Regions from separate parts of the Mus musculus genome. Here region 2 is linked to region 1. A link is a loop called in an ENCODE intact Hi-C map of the cell type or tissue named here. Cell type or tissue: heart. All regions are shown on one strand.

Region 1 (8,000 bases):
CCTGAAAGTCAGAAGACCAGAAAGTAGGACCTGAGACCTGTTGTGGGATTTGAGATTATGCTGGCAGGTCAGCCTAAGAAACAAACTCAACCTTTGGCTCTTGTCCCTGTGGCTCACAGTAGTCTGACTCAAGGGTCCTAAGAGGACCCAATCAGGCAAGATTCGAGTGGTCTCGGAGTCCAGACCAACAGAAAAAAGGAAGCGAGACTGACTGCGGTGTGCGGGCGCCAGGTTCCCAGACCCGAACCAGGCTCTTTGGGGTGAAGGGATCTGGGACACTATCCCCTCACTATTCTAGAGCTACCCGAGAGCACAAGCTTAGTGTTAGCTCCACTTCGGAGACCCGGTGTAGGTGGGCCTGGTTAGTTCTCCCACCTACCATCTCCTAGCCTGGGCCATGTGAGGAGACGCCTGAGTTGACAGCTTTCTACGGAGCCTGCCCCTCCCTGCCACCTCCCGGTTCCGCACTCCCTCCCGCAAAGTGCCTTTCCCCCTTTAAAGAAGCTCCTGTCGCCCCTTTAAGGCCCAGCCTCCCTTAACTCTCTCTTAACTGGGCGTCCCCCACGGGGCCCACGATTCCCCGCCGCAGCCGCCTCCCAGCGCGGCACTTCCGGGCCCCTACATCGCCCTTTTAAGGGGCAGCCCCCCGGCAGCGCGCGGCCCCGCCCCCTGCACCGGCGCGCCCCGCGGGGGAGCCGGGCTAGAGCCGGAGCGCGCGGTCCGCGCGGCCACTGGAGACCAGGCGGCCGGCGGCCGGGCAGGCGGCGGCAGCGGCAGCGGATGGGGACGCGGAGTCGGGCGGCTGTGGCTGTGGCGGCGGCCGGGAAGCAGCTGGCGGGCCGGCGGCGGCGGCGGCGCTGGCGGCGGTGACGGGCCCAGGCCCCGGCGGCGGCAGCGACGCGGTGGCGGGCTGCGGGCGGGCGGCGTGAGGAGCAGCGGCGGAGCGCGGGGCCGCCGGGAAGCCAGGGCGCCGAGACGCCCCCTGCCCAGTCCTCGCAGGCCGCCAGGCCCCCTCCAGCCGGGGCCGTGGAGCACCGGGGCAAAGGCCGGGGCCCCCCCATGAAGGAGCGCGACGCGGCCCCGGCCGAGCGGGGCAAGCCGGCCACCTACACCGGGGACAAGAAGGCGAAGATGGCGGCCAAGACCAACAAGAAGTGGGTCCGGCTAGCCACGGTGTTCGCCTACGTGCTCTCCGTGTCGCTGGCCGCCATCGTACTGGCCGTCTACTACAGTCTCATCTGGCAGCCGGTGGGTGCCGGGACCTCGGGGGGAGCCGTCGGCCCGCCCCCCAGCGGCTCCAACACCACCGGCCCGTCTGGGACTTCGGGGGTGGCGGCGGGGCCCAACACCACCGGGTCGTCCCGCCGCGAGGCGCCACGCGACGCACCCCCGCTGCAGGCGGCGAGGCCGGCGCCCCCGGAGCCCGCTGCAGACAGCCCCCTGGCTGGGCCGCTCGAACGGCCGCGGGGGCTGGACGAGGACGAAGAGGAAGCGGCCGAAGAGCCCCGGAGTCGTTGAATCTCTCCGCGTTGGGGACGGTCGGGAATCATCGTCCCCTAAGCCCCCAAGCAGGACTTTGCAGCAGGACCGGCTCCGGAGCCCGCCGGAGTGACCCCTACGCGAGCGTACGCCCCCACACACCTCAGCGATCGCCAGTTTGCCCCGGGAGCCGGTAATGCACAACCGGATCTTCAGCCAAGGGACCACGATTCGCCGGGGACTCGGGGTTTGATCTTCCCAGCACCGTGCTGCGCCAGGGCCCTGAGCCATAAGGGGAACTGGGGGGGAGGGTGGAGAGAGCCTAGCACCCAGCCCTTCAGCGCTGCTAGCTCTGGTGTTTCCTAAACGCAGGGGGTGACTCGGGCGCCCCCTCCCCAAGACTCAGGGGAAGGTAGGGAGTTGTGTAGGGGCTCTTTTTTTTTTTTTTTTTTAAATAAGCCGAGGCTCTCCCAAAGAAGAGAGCACCAAAAGTAGCGGAGCTCAGGTACGTCAACCTAGTTGCAGTGGCCAGACATGCGTTTAATTTATAGATCCCTGTATATAGTTGTTGACATATGCACTAGACGCTATAATCACATAGAACTCTATGTATCTCCCCACAGCCTGGGTAGCTACTGAATGGTGGGGTCCAGCAAGGGCTATTTGCTGGCCTTCAAACTGCACTTAGCCAGAAGGGCACAAACACAAGCTTTTTTTTTTTTTTCTTTTCCATCACCCACTCTTTCACCTGTTCCCTTCCTGTTTCAGAAAGATAAGTTCCTGACGTTCTTGCACAAGAGTATAATCATTCTTAGACCCCTACCATGGCCGTGGAAAAACCTTAGCAATAGAGACTGTTTAGGGAGGGTGGGGAATGTGCTGACCCCCTCCGGTTCTCATCCTAGTGCTCCCACCAAAGTGGCTTCCTGTTGTAGCCTGAGTCTCTGGATCCATGCCAGGGGCGATGGCAAGAAAGAGTAGAGCTGCTGTGTTTAGATCAGTCCCTTCCCTCACAGAATTCCTTTAGGAAGAGCAAGCCTTTTTAAGTACAGTGATTGGCAAGTGTTTTCTCTCATTCCTTTTCCGGCTCCTCAACTATCTTACCGGTTCCAGATCTTGTCTTATTTCATTTCTTGCCCTTCTAGATCTTGTCTTACTCGTGTTTGCATTTCCTAGTTTTTGAGCCTAACACAGCAGCTTGCCGTTAGAACCAAATCAGTTGCAAAACCAGAGCTTTGATGTGGTTCTGAGTTGCTTTATAGGGTGAGAAAGAGCAGAAGGTAGAATTCAAGTTCAGGAGTGTGCCTGGCTAGCCAGTGAAGAGACCAGCTCTTGGAAGATTGAACTGGCAGCTCATCTTTCTCATTCCTTATAAGCTTCCACTTAAATGCAGCCAACGATTTTCTAGAGGTGGTCTCACACACGCGCACACACACTCTCGGGGCAGCAGGAATTATTCTTCAGTTTGGATTCCATTTCCCCCTGCCACTTGCTGTTAGGCAGTTGAGTGTGGGTAGTGACAGCGATCAAACCCCTTAGTGTTTCCTTTTTGGGAAATAAGCAATTTAAAAGAGAAACAAAATAGGAAACTTGTATACCTTAGTCCTGAAACTGTCTATCCACTTTTCTGGCCTACCTTGTAGTCAGCTCTGATTCAGGTTTACAGGACAATAGTCTTGATTTAAGCCATGTCCTGACCTGGGCAAGAAAATAGCAACTAAGCTGGCAGCCTCCCAGCAGGCTGCTAACACCCAAGGTGTCTGGGCTTGGAGAGTTCTTCACAGCTGATGAGGACTTAAGTCATTAGGAGGCCCATGGGGACTTTTTAAATTTTTGATGAGAGACTGGGGGGAAGAAACATAAAATGCCACTTTGTATCTTCAATGATAGCCTGTCATTTATATTTATGGTGTGAATTTTTAGTCCTATATTTTAATAATTTGTAAATTGATCTCTTATTCCAAGAACCCTCTGGACTCGTGGGAGAGTGTCTGGGAGTCCACTCCTCTTCCCCTCCTGACCCTGCTTTATGGACTGTTTAAATCCACTTTGGATCAAAGAGTTCAGCAAGACCACTCGTGGTCCAGCTGGCCTCCTGACTCTATAAGCCTTCACTGGAATCGGGACATTTTCTCCAGCCCTAGCTGTGAACATGACCAGAGACATTATTTATAATTCAGCCATTCAAGATATACCTGTACTTTAAAAGTCCTGTATATTTTTTAAAAGTTTTATTTTTCAGGTGAACAGAAATACATTCTAAGAACTCTGCCTAAGCCTGTGTAAGTTGGTCATTTCTCTTACTGACTTGGGGAAGTAGGAGCAGAGGTGGTCTCAGGTGCAAGGACGCTGTGATGAATAGGTTCAGGAAGAAAAGGCAATCGCCTTGCTGTTCTCAGTGCCTGCCACTGAAGAGATTAGAGAGGGGTGGCAGGATCCGTCTTAGTCAGGGAGGCCCCTGGTCGGAAAATGATGTCAGCTTTTGCCAATAAAAGTTCTACTCTACAGACCCTCAAGCGGATACCTTAAGGACTAGTAAGTGCGAATATTGAGTTTTAGTCACAAACATTTAGCTGTCTGAGGTGAAGACACAGCTGTCTGCTGGCATCACCCTCTCACCTTAAACTGTTGGCCTTTTGCTAACTCAGGAAGTACTGACACTGGAACAGACAAGCCATTGGGCTGCACTGCCTGATCAGAGCCTAGCACCCCTGGAGCCAAGCTGCTGAGAGGTGTAGGTTGCTTCAAAGGTAAGGGCTTTTTCTACCCTTAAAGCAAACAAAACAAGATCTGTGGGTGAAAAGCATAAATATAAGGGATTCGTTATGCTGTAAAATACATGGTACGAAATTGAGCTCAGCTCATTAGCAGACAATGGAGCCCAGTACAAATCCCGAACGAGAAGCCAGTGTTGGTGGAGCCCCCTGTGGCCTGCACTTCTGCAGAGCAGTTAGGGGGTAGCCACTGTGCTTTTACCTCACCTTGTAGTCTGCAGGGAGGCAAGGAAAAAGTCCCGCCTTCCTTTATTTCCCTCTTCAGCCTACACAAAGGCTTTCTGTAAGAGAGCTTGGTACAGCAGTGCAGGAGAGTGAGTTTGTTGGCTTTTGGATACAGCCCCTCCTTTCTGCAGATGGGGACATGTGGCTTGTACAGCTGCACACAGCTTACCCCACTGGCCAAAGACAGCAGTAGGTACACAGAGAGCCTGCCTGCTGATTAGAACAGGGCCCGATGGGACGGGAACAGGCGTCGGAACAGCTTTCTTTGCAAATGTCGGGAGGGAAGGAGCAGAACTGTCCATGTTTTTAAGCCTGGAAGGTCTGTACAAAGGGGATTGTTTATCTCTCCCTCTCACCGCTCTGCACTGGGACGACCCTAGGTGTTTGCTTATACTGAGTTAGCACTATTCATTCTCTAGCAACCGGAACTCAAAGGGAAAAAAAGAATGAAGTTTTGAAGGTATAGGGCCGGGGAGCCCTTTGGTTAAGCTTGTGTCTTCCTCTCCCCCATGGATGATCAGGTACAAGAAGTGCTCCTCTAAAGCTGTATTTCCCCACTGACAGCTGTATAGTTCTACATAGTATGGTACCACGGGGCGGGGAGCTCTTGCGTCTACCTTGTTTTTCAGTTTTCACTGGGGAATTCTACACTGGTGTGTTCTGTAGTCAAGTATTTATATCCTGGTTTGAAATGCTGAAGGCAGAACATGGACTTGTTCCTACATGCTGCTCTAAGGAGGCTGAAAGGTTGGTGGCTTTAGGGCCACTGCAGCTATTTAAAAGGGTAATGACTGCCCTCACTTTCCTGTCTGCAGAAAATGGAGGTATTTCTGGAATTGCAATTCAGTAACCAAAGGGCCACAGCTGTACTGTTTAATTGGCCTCCCTCTGGGGAGGAAAGAAGTGCCGTGGCTTTGCTCATTTCTCATGACCAGCGCCAACTCAGTGCCTGGCACAAAGCACTGGGCCCTCAGAGTCCGCTGCTCACCTGGGTGGGCAGCGTGCTGGAAGTAACTGACCTGCCATCACGGTGTCCCTGTCACAGCCCACTCAGAGAACCTGTGTGGAACACAGCCCATAAGCTAGCTGAAACGATAGCCAAACTGACCCAGCTGAACGGTTTCTTCCTTACGTGTTGACAGGCCTGGGTTTGGCCCTCAGGTTTTATCTGGGAACCAGAAGTCTATGGCTGGCATCCATGTGGGAGCAGCATAGGCTTTCGACCCATTCATTGTCCTGTCTGCCCCAGCACTAATGTGGAGCTACAAAAATAGCTGCACTGTTGACAGTCTTTTGGTCACATCTGTTTCCCTCACAAACATAGCCTGTGGTTTTCTGCCGCGAAGAGCCCGTGTTACGATTTTTTTGTTCCTTCCAATAGCTCATCAAAAAATAAACAAACAAAGCCTGTCTTTGCCACACACCCTGACTCTATTAAGATGTCCACAGTCACAACAAACCCAGCGCTCAGTGCTCCCTCGCACTCGTGAGACACCTGGTCAGTCATAAGCTCCTTTACTGTTCTAAACCAGTTCTTGTGGTCCTAGACAGTTCTGAAGCCTTGGCTAAGCTACAAGAAGGAGACCAGGAAATCACCACACACTTTGTGCCCGTGGCTGCCATGTGTGATTGCCTAAACAGCCGCATTTTCCTAATTTTAGCCATCAGTTATACTAGCAGCAAGATCCCGTTTAATATCCTCAGGAATATTTTCTACAAACCGTTACCATTAATTTGGTATTTATTGAGCCAAATGGACTTCAAAACTCTCAAAACAAACTTGTCAAAAACAAAAAACAAAAAAACAACAATAAAAAAAACCCAACCCAATTGTGTTAATCAAAAATGGTTTCCTTTTAACTATCTCTTCTCTCCCTAAGAGCTCCTAGCTGGTAATGAGCTTTTCTTTCTTGTGTCCAAGAGTCCACCTGTCCCCTTAGGGGCCTCCTGGGCAGTGCCATGTTACAGAAGCAGGGCTGTAGAGATGGCTCAGAGCACTTGCTGCTCTCCCAGAAGACCCAGGTTCAATACCCAGCACCCACATGGTGGCTAACTACCAAGGAGTCCCCCTCTCTTGTGGCCTCCACAGGCACCAGTCATAAACAGTGTGCAGACATACACATACAAAATAAAGTATATGTTTTAAAAAGTTACAGGAGCCCATCACTGAGCCGTAGTCGTCCCATGCATTAGGACCTAGGTGTGGAGACAGAATGTTCTTAGAAGGGACCCTGCGCGTAAGGTAAGAAACCTGACAACTCATCGGTGGCATTGGTAAAAGCTCGGCCTCCTGTCCTGCTGACTGCGTGGCATGTCATGAGAGTGAGCGGAGGTAATAGATCGATGTGATAAGGCTTTAAGGCCTTGGGAATAAATATGAGATAATATATTCTCAAGGAAATATGTAACCATTTGGGGGAAATGATGTATGGGGAGAAGTGTGGCGGGAAAGCCAGTAAACAGGACGCTGACTCCCAGACCAGCAGCATCAGCACTACCTGGAGAATTGGGAGAGCTGCGACACTGGGCCACATCCCAGACCAGCTGGGCAGCTGGCTCAGCAAGTGGAGGCAGGCCTTCTGTTAAAAATCAACTTTCCAGCTGTGCCCCTTTAATCCAGACAGAAGCAGGCAGATCTCTTAAGTTTGTAGTCAGCCTGGTTACAGCACGGCCAGAGCTACGCAGAGGAACCCTGTTTCAAACAAAACAAAACCCAAAAGCCAGCTTTCCTGGTGATTCTGATGCACACTGAAGTTGGACAGCCGCTGGCCCCGCCTTTCCCTCTGGTTTCTGTAGTTCCGGGAATCTTTCTGTGTTGCTAGCTGGTTATCACTGTGGCTTTCGGCCCTCTTGCTTCAGTGGAGCCAGCTGCCCTGTGCAGAGGAGAGGGAACACTATGTCTCCAGAGTTTGTAAGGAAAAGGAAAAAGCCTGCACTGTCCATTATTTTTGACAGTTCACCCTGGAGAGCTTGTTAAGATGGAGGTTGGCGTGAGAGCTTCCTCCCTCTGCCTCAAAGGTGCTGGTGTGTTTGCGGCACCTCCTGCCCTGGGGCCTGCTGCTTCTCCAGCCAGGCCTTAAAAGGAGCAGCGGGTGCCACATTTGTTCTTTCTGGTGCCAGGTCTGCGTTATTTCACCTCCCTGGCGTCAAGTGGATGCTTAATGAGAGCCCTGACGTAGGCGCAGCAGACTTGAGAGAAAGCAGCCACAGCCTGGACTTTCTGCTGGCTCTCTCCTCTTCACCTTTCCCCAGCCCTGAATTTTGCCTCTGTGAGGCAGCCACGGTCACCCGATCTATCCTAACTCAGTAGCACAGAAAAGGCCTCTGACTTGGAAGGAGATGTGGCAGGGTTTGTGGCCACTGATAAATGACACAGGACAGTGTAAAATGGTGCTGCCTTTGTTTATCTCTATCCTCTTGGCAACCCTCACTGGCCCACACCCTAAGAAAAGACAGTCATATGGAAAATCTTGTCATTTCCCCCCATCGCTCCCCAACCCACCCACTCCCACTTCCTGGCCC
Region 2 (8,000 bases), 110 kb after region 1:
CTGATTTCCTTGATGATTGACTAACCGTGTGGACTAAAGTAATCCCTGTGTCCCCTGAGATGCTTTCTGCAGCAAGCACCGCTAACCATCGAGGCATCTCCCCCACCCCAAGGTGCTTTTGTTAAGGATTTTTATCACAGCAACAGAAGAGAAATCATAACACCCTCCCTGAGGGTCCTTTTGGGGGTCCTGGCGTGAGGCTTAGGTTTAAGTAGAGGCAAGAGTTACCCCTCACACTAGTCCTGGCCAAGGTGTGGTCATGGATTCACGCCCATCAGCACTGTCAGATCCAGTTTCTCTGGCAATGCCGTCAGACCGTTTTTTTAGACCCATGAGAGATCTCCCTGTGGAAGACAGGCTTCCCCACTTTCTGTCACCAGGGCCCAGTTTTCCCTTCTCCAAGCATGAGATTCCTCGGGTGTGTGTGTGGGGGTGGGGGATTCCAATTTCTCCACGTCCTTTCTTTCAATAATCTGGCAACCAAAAGCAAGGGTACAAGTGTCTCTTTTGAAAATCTCCGTTCCTCCTAGGAGTTAAAAACAAAAGAGAGCCCTGAAACTCTAGGATGAGGTCTCTGTCTGACCTCTGTCTCCGAGGGTTCTCCAGCCAGCAGCAGCAGCAAAGCTGGGCAATACTTGACAATGTCTAAGCACTAAGAGCATGCTTTTCTTTTCTTTTCTTTTCTTTTCTTTTCTTTTCTTTTCTTTTCTTTTCTTTTCTTTTCTCTTCTCTTCTCTTCTCTTCTCTTCTCTTCTCTTTTCTTTTCTTTTCTTTTCTTTTCTTTTTTGGTTTTTCGAAACAGGGTTTCTCTGTATAGCCCTGGCTGTCCTGGAACTCACTCTGTAGACCAGGCTGGCCTCCAACTCAGAAATCCGCCTGCCTCTGCCTCCCGAGTGCTAGGATTAAAGGCGTGCGCCACCACTCCCGGCAAGAGCATGCTTTTCTAAGCCTTATATAAAAAAAGCAAAGTAACCCACTTCAGCTACAGGATAGAGGGTAGAGAAGGAAAATGCAGATCCAGGGAAGAGTACAGTCCACAAGCAGAACTCTTCTTTCTTTCTCTCTCTCTTTCCTTCTTTCTTTCTTTTCTTTCCTTCTTTCTTTCTTTCTTTTTTAAAAAACTTTTATTATTTATAATTGTGGGCATGTGTGTGTGTGTGCCTATGCCTGGTATGTGCACATGAGTGCAGAGATGTAAAATGCCAGAGGCCAGAGGCCTAGGAGCCCCTGGAATAGGAGTCACAGGCAGCTGTGAGCTGCCATTTCGGTCCTAGGAGTGGCACTCAGGTCCTGTAGGGAGGTCAGCCAGCACTGATTGCTGAGCCATCTGTCTCCTCAGCCTCACAGGCTGAGCTCTTGTTTCTACATTCGCTCTGGTTTATAGGTTAGCAGGTTGCAGAGGCCCCACCAATCAATCAGCTCTGGTAGCTTTCAAAGTTTCAACGTGAGTAGTTTAGTTTTACCTGTGACTGCTAATTAACTTGCTTTCTCTCCTCCCTCTACCCTCTGATCCTTGAAATTAAAATGTGAACACATCAGAATCTTATCCTCTTGGCCAGAAAGCTCTGGGTTATGTCCTTCTAAAGACAGAACCCTAAAAACATTTGGGAGATGAGCTGAAATTGGCAAATAGCTATTTATGCTGTGAAAGTAAGACGGTCCAGTCCCAAAGCGGCTCACCAGAGGGAGCATGAGGCTTTAGTCCCTACCCTCACCTGCAGCTTCCAGGCAGGGTGCTCAGTCAAGAGGAGACAAGAACCCAGCTCTCCCTTCTCTCATTCCCGGCAGGAGACCCAAGGATGTCTGGGAAGCTGTTTGGGGCCCCTAAGGTGCCGGGCGTGGTGGCGCACGCCTTTAATCCCAGCACTCGGGAGGCAGAGGCAGGCGGATTTCTGAGTTCGAGGCCAGCCTGGTCTACAGAGTGAGGTCCAGGACAGCCAGGGCTACACAGAGAAACCCTGTCTCGAAAAAACCAAAAAAAAAAAAAAAAAAAAAAAAAAAAAAAAAAAAACCTCTGTTCTCATCAGCAGGAAAGAGTCCACTCCATAGTGCTTCCCTCTAACTTCCTTGTGCACAGTGTCACACAGTCTACAGGAGCTGCACTCACAGAAACCATAATAATAACCCAAAGAAAGGAATACGAATGTTACTTCCAGAGAGAAAAGGAACAGGAAAAGATGGGATGCTAAAGGTTTTCGGGTTTTTTTGTTTGTTTGTTTTAGCATTCGAATGTATTGTCAATATTTTTAAATAAAATTCTCAACAGACTGGTGTAGAAGCTGTTAAAATAGGGGTGAGGTGGTAGAGCCTCCTCTATTACAAGTATTTTCATTGCTCTTTGAGCTTCTGGCCCATATTTCCTATAAAGCAACGCTTCACATCCCACACGGAGGTCAGTAACGAAGACTCAAGGTTCCCTCATTCTGTAGAGGGGAGGCTGAGGAGAGACAGAGCAGCCTTAGCTGTAAAACCCTTCATTACACCCATTCTCTTGTCTCTCAAGAGATCTAGGACAATCTCAAAATATCTAAAGAAGTCACTTCAACCAGAGTAGAAATAAGAGGAATGTGATTTTGTGTGTTTTCATTTTTATGCTTTTACTGGTCTCTTGTAGCCCAGGCTGGCTTTGAACTCCAATCCTCCTGCCTCGGTTTTCCAAAGGCTGAGATTATAGGTGTAGAAGCTGCTCTGTGATTGGTTTTTGACCTATCTTTAGGGAGGGCTCAGAATGCAGCTCTTTCCAGTTGTGGGAGGGGCTAAATTAGAATGTGAGACCAGGTAGGAAAAGTCAGATGTGGTAGGGACAACTAAAAATGAGCATGTGGCTCTGAGTGCTATGCCATATAATTAAGTATGCAATCATTTTTATTATAATTTTGATTGCTGGGGTTGAACCAAAGCCTTGGGTACTCAAGTGGATGCCTTACATCGCACTGTACCCCCTGCCCAGTGAATATGCCTCATGATGACATTGTAGTGGGGAACACTGTTCTCATTTTCAGGTGATAAAAGACACAGCAAGGATCCAAGCAATGTGTTCAAAGCCCCCTTCCTGGACAGAAGTGGAAAGGGGATTAAGAGATAAGAGCCTGGCTCCTGTCAGTCTTTCTTCTTCTGGACACAAAAGACAGATCTCCCCTCAAAGGCACTAAGTTTATTTTAAGCCAATACGAATAACCATGACATGAGCAAAATTCGGGTTGCCCTTAATGACGTACTCCAGTGTGGAATAGCTACAGGATATGTTCTTAGCCACAAAACCAAAGACTGTACTTACCAAAGACCTTGTGCCAACACTGGTCGGTGAGTTACTCCAGGGAAATCTCTGATATTATCTGATGACATACTTAGATGACATACAAGATGTTCTTGGTTTGTACAAGTTAGTAGTCTGCTAAATGAATAAATTCCAGGTGGGTGTTATCCACTTGTAGTGGAAGCACTCGTAAGAGAGAGGCAGGCAGATCTCTTTTGAGTTCAAAGTCAAAAAGTTCCAGGACAGCCAGGGCTACATAGAGATCCTGTCTCTGATTAGTGAACTAATTTAAAATAAAATTTCCTACCTGATGGTCAAGAATACTGGGTCAGTTAGGTGGGTTGGAGATAAACGGCTACTTAAAGGAACTAAAGATACTCAAATATAATTTTGGCTGTGAATCTGCAACAGCCCAACACCCACAATCACAAAGTTCTAATTAGTTTGCAGAATCTTCACTCAAGTGATTTTTTTCAGGGAACCCCAAACACCATTCTTCTCTTCCTGCCCTGTCACCCCAATAAGAAAACGTTCTTACAGAATCCGAGGGCAGAGAATCCTGGGCAACCTCTTTCGCTTAAGGAGGAACCAAAACCTATTACATAACAAAGCAAATTTTGCTGTTTTCAGTCAGTGGGGACTCTAGAACAAAAGATTCTTTAACAGACCTTCACACCTCCAGATCTGTTTGGACAGTTTATCCCTCCACATTAGGCATCTGCGTTGGAGTACTTGCTTTCCCACAAAGATAGTCTTGTGCCGTTCAAGATTAAAATCTTAACACGAGATACTACTATACTTTCTTGTATGCAAGAAAGACACTTAGGAAACAAGTACGGGAGGTAGCCAGCACAGGAGCCAGGGCTGGCTGCCGCCTCTCGGCTGATTGGCTTGCATGGTTGCAAGGGCAGCAAGGCCTTCGGCTGGCTTCCGAGAACGATTGGCTACTGAAGCCCCACCCCCTCCCTGATTGGACAAAGTGTTGAAACTAGGATTGGTGGAGCGTAAGCTAAACCAGTCCAAGCTCCTGGTGCACCGCAGAGATGGCGACTGCAATCCGGCTGCTGGGACGGCGAGTTTCCAGTTGGAGACTGCGGCCATCACCGTCGCCCCTCGCTGTCCCGCGGCGGGCCCACTCGATATTGCCTGTGGACGATGATATCAACGGGCTAAACGAGGAGCAGAAGCAGGTAGGAAGGCCGGCCCCAGGACATGTCCCAGGTCTTACCCAAGTGACTTGTGCCTGCCAGGCCTTGGAAGCGTTTCGTAGAAGCTAGGGAGAGGAACTGCGCGCCCTCTCCCTACTAATATTTGAGGGAGACAGCAAGACAGGGGGATTCCTGGCTTTGAACTCCAGCTAGGAGGAGATAAAAGAGTAAGGACCAAACCTGGAAGACTGGTGGTGTTTGGGTGGGCAGATTGGTTGGCCCTACTTCTAGTGGCTCTCATGAATCTGAAAACACTTACACCCCAACCTGTTCTCTCTCTCTCTCTCTCTCTCTCTCTCTCTCTCTCTCTCTCTCTCTCTCTCGCTCACTCTCGCTCTCCTTCTCCCTCTCGCTCTCCCATTCTCCCCTTCCTTGGGGTCTCAGTATGTATAGCTTTGGGTGGCCTGGAAGGCATTAAACTAGTACTTGAACTCTACTAGTGAACTCTTGCTTTTGCCTCAAGAGTGATGGGATTAAAGGCATGGGCCACCATACCTGGCTTGTAAGCAATGGTTCTCAACTTATGGTTGAAGTTACGCATGACCCATAGCTACCAGGGCAATTTGCTTTTTCAATGGAAGACTTTAAAGAATTCTGAAATGCCATCTTAAGTTTGTTTTCTTCCCCTCTTCAAGGCATAATGCACAAAGCTGAAAAAAAAAAAAAGAGCTTGGTTGCTGGGCAGTGGTGGCGCACACCTTTAATACCAGCACTCGGGAGACAGAGGCAGGTGGATTTCTGAGTTCGAGGCCAGCCTGGTCTACAGAGTGAGTTCCAGGACAGCCAGGGATACACAGAGAAACCCTGTCTGGAAAAAACAAACAAACAAAGAGCTTGGTTAACCTACTCTTATTGCTAGGTTTAACTCTCTTCCCTAATCGAAGCCAATGAATAATTTCCAGGGATGCCTTGGGTCCTGCCTATCTATCTATCTATCTATCTATCTATCTATCTATCTATCTATCTATCTATCTATCTAGATATCTAGATATCTATCTAGATATCTATCTAGATATCTAGATATGTATGTATATGAAGCAACTGCTGTAGATTGCCTAAGAGATTGCTGAGGAGTGATGGTTTCACACACAGTGTGTCTGAGTCAGATGCTATACCAAGGGCAAGTATTGCTATGAATAACCTTAGTGGAGGAAGGGAGTGGAGCCCCTAGGCACCTTCTGGAATTCTAAGAAAGAAAGAAAAGTGAAGAACCAGGGTACAGTTACAATCAAATCAAACCCACACTCCATCAGAGTAAATAACTCAATGTCCAATATCTAGGGTTAATCATGACCTTCTGGGCTCCTCTAAGGGGCTTGAGTCACTTCTCCAGCTCTGCCCTCTACAGCCCACACAGCTTGTCTTCTAAGCTCTGGTAAGCACCACCTCCTGCTGCTGCTGTTCTTGGTGGCCCTCCCGTGGTACTGGTTATCTCCAAAATGCTGGGTCTCTGCTGCAGCTGAGCTGGACTTCTATTAGTAGCCTCTTCTGGGATCTCCTCATGGTGCCAAACTTCTGCTTTTCTGCATGGCCCCTTTAATCCTGGGGCATTAAATGTAATCCATGACCCTTTACCAAGAGCCTGCCTCTCTTGGCTTCTGACAATGTCAAGTCTCAGCTACTCTCTATGACCCATTCGTACCTTTAAAACCAGCAGCACCTGGAAGACTTATGCTTGATCAAGTTCCGCTGTCAGCACAGTGCAGCCTTAGCTATCTCTGTAGCACAGCTTCTGAGTGCTAACTGAGGAAACACCTCCCAGAAGATTTCACCTCAGGGATGCTGGTCTCTTCCCAAACAACACTCATTTCTCAGCTCCAGCATCAATTTCAAAGCTCCAGTTTTGCTGTCAAAGCAAAGGTTTCACTTTAGTGGTTCTGGTCTTTTGTTAATCAGAACTGACTTTTCAGCACTAGCTAATCAGGACCATAAATTCTTAACTCCAAATATGAAATGACCCCAGTAGAGTCTTCGAGTGACTCTCAAACTTCCTTCCAGAACTTCACAAGCCAGGCCTCCATCCTCTGCATTTCTCTCAACAATTTTATGTCCCACAGAATAGCTCACTAAGCTTTGAAAACGTAATGACTTCTAGTTCAAAGTTCCAGAGTCCTTCCACAATCCTCCCCAAAACAACATGCTCAGGTCTATCACACACACTATCCTGGTACCAATTTCTGTCCTAGCTAGAATTATAATTGCACTGACAAAACACCATGACCAAAAGCAACGGGAGGAGGGAAGAATTTGTTTGACTTGCAGCTCCGCATCTTAGTCCATCACTGTAAGAAGTCAGGACAGGAATTGAAACAGCGCAGGAACCTGTAGGCAGGAGCTGATGCAGAGGCCATGGAAGGGTACTACTGCTTACTGGCTTGCTCCTCATGGCTTGTTCAGCCTGTTTTCTCACAAAAGCCAGAACCACCAGGCCATGGATACCGCCCACAACCACCAATGGGCTATACCCTCCCCCATCCATCACTAATTAAGAAAGTGCCCTAGAGGCTGTAGAGACAGCTCAGCTGCTAAGAGCACTGGTTGCTCTTTCAGAGGTCATGAGTTCAATTCCCAGCAGCCACATGGTGGCTCACAACCATCTATAATGGGAACTGATGCCCTCTTCTGGTGTGTCTGAAGACAGCTACAGTGTACTCATATACATAAAATAAATAAATAAATATTTAAAAAGAAAGTGCCCTAATTAAGTCACTTATTAAGAAAAATCCGGAGCTGGAGAGATGGCTCAGAGGTTAAGAGCACTGACTGCTCTTCCAGAGGTCCTGAGTTCAAATCCCAGCAACCACATGGTGGCTCACAACCATCTGTAATGAGATCTGATGCCCTCTTCTGGTGTGTCTAAAGACAGCTACAGTGTACTCATATATAATAAATAAATCTTTAAAAAAGAAAAATCCAAGTTACAGCTGGCTCTTATGGAGGCGTATTCTCAATTGATGCTTCCTCTCCCATGGCCCTAGCTTGTATCAAATCACTATAAAACTAGCTAGCACATGCTCCTACCCACTGAACCCTTCGTCCACCCTCTTACTTTCCCTTCTAAATCAATGTCTTTTCAATGCTTTTAAGCCTGAATACTTTAAAGAAGATTGCCTTCATTTATAGTAGGTATTTATACAGTTCTTTGTTTTGAGACTGGATGTTGCTGGGTGGCCAGGCTGTCCTTGAAGTTTCAGCAATCTTCCTGCCCAGCTTCTTGAATGCTGGGATTACATAGTGAACCCCTAGATCTAGTTTTATGATATACCCTCCCTGAAACACACACCATTTGTATACATTCGTTGTACATGGTGTTAGGCTGCATACGCACTTTTCCATGGGCTTTGAGTATTTCCCTCCAATAATGTGCTCTCTCTTGTCTCTCTCTGCTTCTGTCTCTGTCTGTCTCTCTCTACCTCTGAGACAGTATCTCACTATGTAGATCTGGCTGGACTCAGAATCCACCTGCCTGTGTGCTACTATAACTAGCTTTTATAGCATTCTTTTTTTAACAGATTATTTTTTTGAACTCTATTATT

The links. A loop is a pair of places that touch in the nucleus more often than their neighbours do. Peaks named below come from ENCODE experiments on the same cell type or tissue, not always from the same donor. Only the 100,000 strongest peaks of a DNase experiment are listed, where the experiment ranks them.
Region 2: it touches region 1 in a loop (2.0-fold over the local background); 3 of 42 quality-filtered maps call a loop at or near these places.

Annotation. Positions count from the first base shown.
Region 1 is chr2:118,745,056-118,753,055 of GRCm38, forward strand. Inafm2 (InaF motif containing 2) reads left to right here and starts at 703. Exons shown (of 1, transcript NM_001301269.1): 1 at 703-3,755. The coding sequence starts at 1,060. The coding sequence ends at 1,518. In heart, a CTCF peak has its summit at 4,413; DNase peaks (open chromatin) are centred at 616, 4,656, 5,596, 7,486 and 4 weaker places; H3K4me3 peaks cover 3,620 bases; H3K27ac peaks cover 4,782 bases.
Region 2 is chr2:118,857,722-118,865,721 of GRCm38, forward strand. It overlaps Ivd (isovaleryl coenzyme A dehydrogenase), which reads left to right and starts at 4,273. Exons shown (of 12, transcript NM_019826.4): 1 at 4,273-4,446. The coding sequence starts at 4,300. It overlaps Gm39913 (a long non-coding RNA gene), which reads right to left and starts at 4,133. Exons shown (of 2, transcript XR_866660.2): 1 at 3,278-4,133. In heart, no CTCF peak of the experiment used is centred here; a DNase peak (open chromatin) is centred at 4,210; H3K4me3 peaks cover 1,376 bases; H3K27ac peaks cover 1,450 bases.